2 separate regions of the Homo sapiens genome follow, and region 1 is linked to region 2. The links are chromatin loops, found by intact Hi-C in ENCODE. Cell type or tissue: PC-3. All regions are shown on one strand. Each heading gives the region's core, and the rest is flanking DNA. Links, peaks and the distances in the headings are about the cores only. Region 1 overlaps PRKACB (protein kinase cAMP-activated catalytic subunit beta). Region 2 has its middle 54 kb from the start of SAMD13.

Region 1 (5,396 bases), core at 171-5,170, 73 kb after region 2:
AAAAACAACTTGTGATTCCCAAAATATACCCCTTGTTTCTTCTGAAAAATATTTTTAGTTATCTTTTATTTATAGAACTTGCACATCAAGTTGCAATATAAACTCTCCAGATGCCTATATGAGTATAAATAATTTAGAGACAAAGAAAAGAGTAAGGGAAGGTAAAAAAAACAACTTTAACATCCTGTTTCAGCTTCTCCTGTCACTTTATGCTAAGTGGATCTGGAGTTAAGAAAAAAGTAACTGATCAAAGGAAGGACTGACAGTATTTGTCAAAGATGGTAAGTTGAAAAAAATTCCTTTTCCCTGCCTGGTGATAAGCTAAAAGAAAAATTTCCGGCATTATTTAATTTTATTCACTAATAGAATATGCAAGAAATTCTTTAAAATACTCTCTGTACTCATCAATATTCCTGAGTTTACTGTCAAATAATACTGTAAAAGTAGGGAAAAGTTTTTATAAAGGTCTTATGTGAAAATTATCAGAAATGAGTATTAATCAAATATATTATTATATTTTGTGAATTACTTCAAAATATAAAGGGATTTTCTTTTCGAGTACATTAAAGGATGGGCACTAAGTATGATGTTATTAAATAGTTCTATGAGGAAAACCTGTTCCTGAAACATTTTTTTTCATATAAAAATATCTACACATATGAAATCTCTAGTTTTTATGTGTACTATGTAGATGCAAAGATAAACATAATTATTTGTAAAAATATAAGTTAATCAAAATATACATCTTTTAATAACAAATCTACCAAAAATAAAATATTTCACAATATATTGGATTATGTGTAACCCTAAAACAATAAGCAATCTAGAACCACATGCATTTGCTTTGAATTTTATTATGTTTAGATATTGGTGGATGTAACTTCTAAATGCCTTTCTCTTCTCTGGTTATTTAAAAAATTTCTATCCACTGAAATAAAGTGTTGGCAGATAATTAATAAAATAAGATGTGACAGAGACAGCCAGATTCAAATACTGCTCCACATTCAACCCAGAATTCCCTATAAAGCATATAGTTTGAAGTTCTCAATTATTTAGTTTACTTATTGTGTTCTAATATATAAGCCATATCTACATTTAACCACTTAAATTATTATGATGGTTTCAGAGCTTGGAACATCTGAGTTAGAATATTAGCTCTAATACTTCCTAGCTGTGTGACCATAGGTACCTATCTCCAAAGCATCTAACAGTGATTAGTAACTCTTCTTAAGAAAAAAATCCTTCAAAGAATGATTTTTCTGAAACACATTTTATTCTCTACTGGTAAATAATTGAACAAAGTAGATACTACAAAAAAGAGGACACACAAAAAATTAATTTATTCCCAAAAGTATACATTTTCAATTATATATTTTTTCTGTTTGTATGATTTAAATAGTCTATCACATTGCATTCTAAAGGAAATGAGCATACCAAAGGAATCTACATGTTCACCCAAGATTTGTTTGCAGGAACATTCACCCACATTCAAGAGATGAAAAAAAAAAGAGAGACAATTTTTATGCATTTTCACAAGTTCATAAAAACACAACTTACTTCTTATCCCCCCTCAAATTTTTCAATGTATTTATACATAGAACATAGTTTAAAAATCAGATTTTAAAGTTTATTTTAAACATTAGGAAAACTGACTGAAAATTCAGGCACAGCATAACTTCATCCCATATAATTCAGGTAATTCCACTATAAGAATGTTTCACTATTAACATTTAACAAATGTATTTATTAGATATTTTTGACTGCTGTGTAAGATAAACTAGGTTACTGCTTATGATAAAAAGAGTATGTTGTTAGTCACAGTATACCATTATCCAATTCTTAAAAGAATATCATTCATATTTTGTATTAAGAGTTTATAAATCTTTCTTCTACTTATTTATCTTTCTTTTACTGTATTAATCTTTCTTCTACTACTTTGTACATCTACTGTTTCATGGTGCTACAGTTATTCTTTCTAAAATACCACACAAGAAATTACAATATAAATCATTTATATAGATAAAACCCAACAAAACTAAACAAACTATTTCCTTCATCAATGAAAATATTTCATTAACTTGATATACTTAAAAATATATAACTTTATAAGGAAAATAAAAACTTGCAAACAATAAATAAAAAATTTTAAAGGTAATATTTGTTTTATTAAAAAGTAATTGCCTACCAGATATTTCTGAAGAGGAGCAAGCTTGTGTCCAAAAAATAAATTAGAAAATGATTAAATTATATGAATAACATATTAGCATGAAGTCACCAATACGCATTTTTTCAGAATACTATATACAGAAATAAAATGTTAATGTAGAAATTCAATTATTTGATTGTATGTATTCAAATAAGTTATCTTCAAATTAAATGGTAAAGAAATAAGTAACTATTGTTTAGTGCCAAAATCAATAACCTTCTTATTTTCCTTAAAACAACAACTAACAAAAACTTTAAGTTCTCACAACAATAGTCCTCATAACAATATTAAGAAGCAAATATTGACATACATATCCTGTAACTATTGCAATACCATCTCTGGAGTTCTGTTATTCAGTCAAAATCTACTGTAGGAAAGACATTACGCATTATAACACCTGGTTTCTTCCTTTTGAAAAACTTTAGTATTTTTCAGTCATTCCACTTCCTCAGTGCTGGTTTAACAATCTTTTCAACAGTATTTATTGAGCACCATTTAGTGGTGTCAGATTCTGAGCTAGACTCTGAATACTACAAAGAATAAACATATTTCCACTGTTAAGGAAATGAGAAGCTTACATGAATCATCATAATGGAATGGGACAAAGACTACAACAAAGGCAATTATAAGGTGCTGTGAGAGCTGGGAGGGGGAAATTCTTGGACAGTAAGGTAAGGCATAATAGAGAATACAGCATTTGTGCTGAATCTTGAAAGATAAGAATTCCTCTGGCAGATAAAGTTGGGGAAAAAGACCTCCTAGGCTGAGACGATCTTACATAAATGGCATGGAAGAAGAGCATGGTTTATCCAGGAAACAGCAACTGACTTGTAATAACTGCAGCATCGGGGACATGTAAAACATCAGTGGGAGATGAAGTGCACAGGCAAGCAGATGCCGAATCAGGGAGGCATTTTTTGGCATAGTGATGCTTTTCAACGCATGGGTAGAAACAGAAGTAAACTGAGTTAGTTCACAGTTGCTAGATTCTATTTCTTCCGGGAACCAGAAGGCAAGATCTTTTGCTAAGGGAGAGGGGAATAGGATAAAATAATGAGGGATGATGAGGATTAGACGTCTCAATATGTTAGATGTTGATGGCTATTTTTGTAGGGAATAAGGAACAGGGCTATTAAAAATTTTCTATTAGAGAAAGATAAAATATTAGGAACCACAAGCAATAATGTTTTTAATAGTGTCATTTTTGTAATAACAGTTTAAAAATTTGTTACTGAAAAGATAATAATTCATGCTCCTTCTACTTTGTCATTAGTTTCATCTCCCTCTTTTACCTTAATAAAAGCATTATTCTATTTAAGAATTATTTAGTGCATGCCAGAAAGAACAAAAGAGGATGGAAACTAAGGTAAGTTACCTATGAAAATACCAAGTTCTATCATTAAATAACAGCAGAAAAATCTCTGGAAAGTGTAAATCTAGGGGAATGCATTAGTCCATCTTCTTCCACCCCTATTCAAATATCTACCTCTTTAGAGCTTTATTTGGTATTTCTAAAAATACTCTCCCCCTCCCCACATACACACACACTAAAAATATTTTCAGTAAACAGAATTGTAAAAACTCAACACAAAATATTCTAATTGCCACAAAATATCTCATAAAAATTTAGCTTACGATAATCAAAGTAACAGAATTATTCTGTAAAAAAAGGGGTTTTCCTACCAGATGCATCTGATGATTTGCGTGCTTGATCAAAAAGAATAAACAGAGATTAAATAACACATAAAATAACATACCTACAAGAAGTTACCCATCTATACATGTTCACTACTGTACTGCACATAGAAATAGAATGATAAAACAATTGAACATACATACCAAAAATGTATTATATAAGGATTACAAGAAATTCTTTGGATATCCTTTTTTTTTAACCAACCAAAACTCTTCTCTGGAAATATGTTAATAAATTATCATCTTCTGTCCTTTGAAACTGAAGAATAATTGTGTTCACTTTGCTGAAGGGGCACTTGCCTCATCATATTAAACATACTGATTCAAACTAAATTCACTATAACCTTAAAAATGATAGCGAGTATAAAAAACAACTTTAATACTTCAGTTGTAATTGTACAGTTTATTGGATTGGACTATGCCTACCTTTGATTTCTAAGATGATTAATTAGTCTTTCTATAAAGACTAAAGCCACATATATATGAGTATTTGGAAGTTTAATAGGCAATGAAAGTTACACTTCCTATTACAAAATTTATTTTACTCTTCTTTCCTCTCTGTGTTTTATTACTTGTTAATTTTTCATCAAGTCTTAGTTACAAGTGAACAGCATAATTGACTGACTCACTGAACTGTGAAAAATAAAAATTTTTACTATAGTTTTATATGGAAAAATATAAACACTTTTAATGAGACATATATTTAAATAATCATTCTAGAAAGAAATACATTAACTTATTTGACTAGCATCTACATGGATAGATGGATACACTATGAATTCACACAGTGTATTCATTCACAACTAATCATATGTACATGCCTTCTCTCCCAACAGCTCTCCATCTGGGGATGCTATGGATTTTGTAGGCCATCCATGCCATGTTTGACTCGTGATGTTTCCTACATAATTTTGTAATGAAAACTCAAAGTAAATTTATAGTCATAAAACTAATGACCCAGGCAATCTTTGAAATGCTCCTTGAAGTATATTTTACTTCCTTAATTGTTCAATGAGGCTTTTTCCTGTAGCAGTATTATATCTACTACAATCATATGTCAAGGATTTTCCAGAAAGGCCTGAATTCAAATATTTTGTCTTGTTTCCCGACAATATGGAGTTAAGAATGGATTCCTAGATGATAAGGAATGCACAGTATCAACTTCGGCAGTAACAAATGACTCAGTAAATGGTAGCATCAATTTATTGTCCCACCATATCCTTGATGCTCTATATCCTCAACAAAATTTGTTAATGTTGGACTTTCCATTTTTTGCTAATCTAATGAGTATAAAAAATCATGTCTGATTGTTAAAGATTAGGTAAATATCCCTCGGTAGAATTTTATACTTTTTCCCTTAAAGGTCTTATTACACTTTTATTAGATTTATACCTAGGTTCTTTAGCACTTTGGTTGCTATTGTAAAAGGGAGATTTTTAAAAATTACCTTTTTTGTTTGTTGCTGATGTATAGAACATAGTCGATGTTTATATAT
Region 2 (5,396 bases), core at 325-5,324:
CATGACCATCATAAGAATTTGCATTTGTATCTGACAAAGGGGTTTAACTAGCCAGACAAGTGTCTATATCAATTGCTCTGCTTGAAGTCTCACACTGTACATTTGATCCCATATTTCTGTAAGTTCCAGGCTTGGAGATGTGATTTCTCGAACTTTTTTTTTTTTTTTCCCTACCTTTACCACCAAATGACAAACTTCTTTTCTGCCATTGGCCAAGGATGAAGGTTGGATACTTCTAGTACCCTTTTCATTGATATTCAGTTTTTAGACTGCAAGTTTAATGCACAAGTATCCATCACCGTTACTCTTTTTGTGTGTGCCTAAGGCAACATCTTTTGACCTAGTGGGCAATAAAACTCCAATGGCCAGTTCCTAGAGCTTCTAGCCACTTCACTATCTCCATGAACCACAAGAGTATCAGCTTTGGCTTGCACCATGGCTTTGAGTACCCCTTTCACTTATAGCACCTGGAAATTTTCTTTATTTTTTTTTTGAAAATTTCTGAGCATTTGAGCTGTTGTTCTGTTTTGCCCAGCATTTCTATGTTTTTATTTATTGATAGAAGCATTTCCACATTGTCTCAGTCCAGAAGTGTCATTTTTTAGATTTAATATGATCATTTGGTTAAGATTTTCCCAGAAATCTCATAGTCCTTGTTGTTTTCAATAATTATTATGAAATATTTAAGGTACACAGAAATGTACACAAATACAATTAACATCCTTATATGTGTCATCCGGGTTAAGAAAGGAAGCACTAATAATAAAATAAAATAGAATAATACACAGGATAATTCCTGTGCCCCCAGCTCCTGAGTTTCATCTCCATTTCTTTTCTTTTCTCCACCCTATAGGTAACCATTACCCTTCATTTGGTGTTTATCATTTCCATGCACTTCTTTTAATTTTTCAATTTACAATATTAGCCAAAGGAGCACTTTAATGTTCCAGGCACTCTTGCAAGAGCTTTAAAAATGCTAACTTCTTATATCTTCTATAAGATAGGTATAATTATTATTATTATTATTATTCCCTTTTTTTTTTTTTGAGACGGAGTTCACTCTCTTCGCCCAGGCTGGAGTGCAATGGTGCGATATCGGCTCACTGCAACCTCCGCCTCCCGGGTTCAAGTGATTCTCCTGTCTCAGCCTCCTGAGTAGCTGGGATTACAGGCATCCACCCCCAGGCCCAGCTAATTTTTGTGGTTTTAGTAGAGACGGAGTTTCACCACGTTGGTTAGGCTGGTCCATTTTGCTGGTGAGAAGAGTCCATAGAGATTAAGTAACTCTTCCACAGACACACAGTTGGTGTTCATGTACAATTTGAACCCAGTTAGTTTGGCTTCATAATCTTTGCAATTAATTAACCACTATGCTGCTACATATATGTATATCCTTAAATATTATAGTAATAATAATAGTCTTATTTCATAAGAAATCAAACTTTACATAAACTGTATATTTAGAAAATTTTCTGCAATTATCTTTTTTCCATTCAGCATTATACTTCTGAAGTTTATCCATATTGATGTTTGTAGGTCTAATTCATTATTTTCTCACCTGTATATAATTTAATCATGTAAATTTACCTCTACTTATTTATTCATTTTCATTTCCATGGCTACTTAGATTGCTTCCAATTTTTTGCTACTACAAATAATTTTGCAAAGAACATTTTAAATACCTATCTCCTAGTAGACAAATGAGTTTTCCTAGGCTATATTTCTATAAGTGAAACATGTGGTCACAGGACATGTGCTTAGGCAATGTTATTAATACTAGATTTTGCCAAGTTTTCCTTTTAAAATGGTTGACCAATTTACATTTCCAATGCAGCGTATGAGAGCTTTTTTTGATTGCTCCACGTCTTTGCTATAGTTATATCATTAGGCTGTTCAGTTTTTGCCCAGCTGATGTGTACACAACAGAATTTTACTGTCATTTTACCCATTACATGCTTAACAGTTCGGCATATCTGTTCCACTTATCTATTGCTGCCTAGCAAATTACTCTAAACTTTAGCCTCTTAAAACAATCAGTTTTTGATGTTTAGAAATTTCATGGATCGCAAATTTAAACAGGTAACAAAAGAAATGGCTTATCTCTGCCCCAGGATGCCTGAGGCCTCAGCTGGGATCACTGACCACTGGGGGTGACTCAACGGATGGGGCTGGTATCATCTGGAGGAATCTTTACATATGCTGGCCATTGGTTCAGATTTCACATGAAGATACTACTGCTGTGAATACTATGTACGGCTTCTACGTTTGGCCTGGGCTTTCTCACAGCATTGTGCTTCACGATAGTTGAACTTCTTTCAGTTTTAGTATATGTGCTGCTGACGTAAGCACGATAGTTGAACTTCTTGTATGGTGACTCAGATCTCCGAATTAGAGTATCTCAGTAAACAAGGTTGAAGCTGTATTATTCTTTTATGACCCAGCTTTTATAAGTCACACTATTGCTTCTCCTGCACTATATGGGTTAGAAGTAAGTCAACAAGGTAAGCACACGTTCAAAGGGAGGGAAAATAGGAGAAATGTCCCCTCTTCTCAATAGGAGGAATGTCAAAGAATCTGCAAACAAGTTTAGAACTGCCATAATGTCCCACAAGTGTTTAGTCATTTTCCCTAAAATAACATTCACTTAACAAAGTATAGTTTGTTTTGAATAATATTTCACATTAATTACGTTATTGTTAAATGTCTTATTGTTAAAAAGTCTTCAAAATTTTTATTAAAAGATAAAAGTGGTGATGAATATAATGAAATTGATACTTTTAACTCATAATAATTTTTAAATCCTAAATTGTGAAGCTGATTCTATTGAGAATATTAATTTTGAATCTATGTATTAGGAGAAACAAATCTTTGAGTTTCATGATTTCTCACAAGTGGTAGAAAAATAAAAGTGGGAGGAGGAGGAAAAAGTCATAAATATTTGAGAGCAAGATCTTGTAGGATTGGGCAATTATTTGCTTCTCATCCATCATGTTGTTTATTAGGATAATTTCTTAACAAGTGGTATGGTATCAGTGAAATGTTACATCTATCACCCTCATCAACCCATAAAGTTTTCCCAAAACAACAGGAAATAATTATTTTATTTTAAAATAATTATTTTCTATACAAAATTGTTGGGTTTTATTTTTAAAGGTGAAGAAGAGATTTTAGTGAACATCGGCTATTTTCTTGTCTGACCAGCACATCTTTCTTTGGAGGACTACCCCTCTCCCAATGCACATAATTCTGATGAGGCTTTCAATCATGTATTTCTCTTTGTCCAGCCACAGAAGCAGGCTCTGACCCAGGCTGGACAATCAGAGTCCCTTTTCGGGCTTGATATAGTGCAGGAGACTTCCTTCTCCTTTAACTGGGACCAAAACTCTTTTGAAAGTGTGAGTCTGGAGTAGCTGGTGGTTTCATTTTCTGCCCCATGGAGAGTGCTTATTGAGGATGAAGTCAATTCTGAGGAAAGCATGGCCCAGAGGTGGAGAGAGAAAGGCAGAGTTCTGATTATATCTTCTGATCTTTTAGATCTTATTGGACAGAAGTCCCTCCTCAGCCTTCCTGGTTATGAGAGTCAGCTGCTGTTCTGTTTTTGCAAAAACGACTTTTCATTGTGTGGTCCGCCACTTGCTAGGGAGAGTGTGTTTGATCACTATCAATTCCAGAAGTACAAAAGCACGATTCAAAGTCTAACTCCTTAGCAAAAATCAGTACTGGACACACTATTATTAGGAAATCTGTAAAACCAGTCCCAAATAACTGACAAGTGATATCTATGGAGGGAAAGCAAAATTAGAAAAAGCTTATCAGTGGCATATAATCTAGAGCAATGTATTTTTACCTTAAAGCTAGGTAAGATGGCTGATGAGTAGATTCTGAATTGGATTTTAGGAGCTGGTGATATATGAAGGAAAAACACTCAGCAGCTTTTTATCACATGGAAAAAAACTTCTGTTTGGTTAGTGATTATTTTCTGAACCATGGTATAAACAGGAATAAGGTTATCAACAGATAAGTAAGTGACAAAGAAGGACATTGCTACTTGAATAAAAGAGGCTTTTTTTTGGATGTCCAATTAACCACATGATTTATTGACAGAAAACAGTCCAACTCAGCCATGTGCTTCCTGACTTTGACTCACTATTTAAAAAATAGTAAAAACTTTAATAAAAAGTTGGTTGTGTTGATTACGTGTTTTTAGCATATTGTGGTGAAGAAATTGGCAGTGAAGATAAGAGGGTTTTTTTTTTCCCTCACATGACGGTGGTCTGGCTGTTAAAAGAAAGGGTTCTCACGAGTTTGAGATATGAAGAATGAGAGGAAACATTTCTTCATGGCAATAATAATGCTAGAGAAGCCATTTTAGTGACATCTGGTGGCTTGCACAAAAGCATATTGATGATGTAGTATCACATTTTCCATCTTGAAATTAAAGGATCAGGCTGGGTGCGGTGGCTCACGCTTGCAACCTTAGCATTTAGGGACGCTGAGGAGGATGGATCACCTGAGGTCAGGAGTTCGAAACCAGCCTGGCCAACATGGTGAAACCCCATCTCTATTAAAAATACAAAAAAATTAGCCAGGAGTGTTGGCATATGCCTGTAATCCCAGCTACTTGGGAGGCTGAGGCAGGAGAATCAATTGATCCTGGGAGTACGAGGTTGCAGTGAGCCGAAATTGTACCACTGCACTCCAGCCTGGGTGACAGAGCGAGACTCTGTCTCAAAAAAAAAAAAAAAAAAAAAAAAAGAAATTAAAGAATCAAGATTTCTTAAGACTGAACTCTGGTGAAAATGGCTTGTTAAGAGTAGGACTCTTACAAGATTGATGATCTAAAAAAAATGTATTAAATCAATGCTCTGTTATTGGGCGTGTTTATTTTTATCTTTGATTAATTACTTTATCATTACAAAGAATGCAAACAACTCAACAAGGTATAAGGGAAGAATTAGGAAATAACCTCAAATCTCATACCATTGATAACATTATTACACTATTCTCGGTGCACATATTGAGACAGAAGGGTAGAGAGGTAGAGAGGTACCTAACTAGATAGCACTAATTTTTTTTTTTTTTCCAGGAGGCCAGGAAATATTTTATTGACAACCAGGGACACAGCCATAAGAGAGAGAAGCACACAGGACTCCAAACTAACATCCAATAGTCAGCAAGGGCCCTCTGGGCCAGGAATACTGAATCCTGGTGTCCTCACAGTCTCCCACCAGTAGACATACATTACTGGGCATCCAAGGGAGGGGGCAGTGGCTCTGGTGTCCCAGAGAGTGAGAGGATATATGATGCCTCATTACGAGCGACAGGGTAGGGAGGTAAAATGGAGGGTCCATCACTGCCTAAGACCACCTCCTCCTCTCAGAGCCAACACCAGGTGA

The links. A loop is a pair of places that touch in the nucleus more often than their neighbours do. Peaks named below come from ENCODE experiments on the same cell type or tissue, not always from the same donor. Only the 100,000 strongest peaks of a DNase experiment are listed, where the experiment ranks them.
Region 1: a loop joins it to region 2, with 2.5 times the contacts of the local background. A loop is called at or near these places in 7 of 110 quality-filtered maps.

The regions. Positions count from the first base shown.
Region 1 is chr1:84,171,846-84,177,241 of GRCh38, reverse strand. All of the region lies in intron 1 of PRKACB (protein kinase cAMP-activated catalytic subunit beta), which reads right to left. Among named protein-coding and RNA genes, the nearest start is that of PRKACB, 30 kb to the right of the region's middle. In PC-3, for the core only: no CTCF peak of the experiment used is centred there; a DNase peak (open chromatin) is centred at 2,801; H3K27ac peaks cover 932 bases.
Region 2 is chr1:84,244,532-84,249,927 of GRCh38, reverse strand. It overlaps the pseudogene NEDD8P1. Among named protein-coding and RNA genes, the nearest start is that of SAMD13, 54 kb to the left of the region's middle. In PC-3, for the core only: no CTCF peak of the experiment used is centred there; a DNase peak (open chromatin) is centred at 2,317; H3K4me3 peaks cover 1,152 bases; H3K27ac peaks cover 4,469 bases.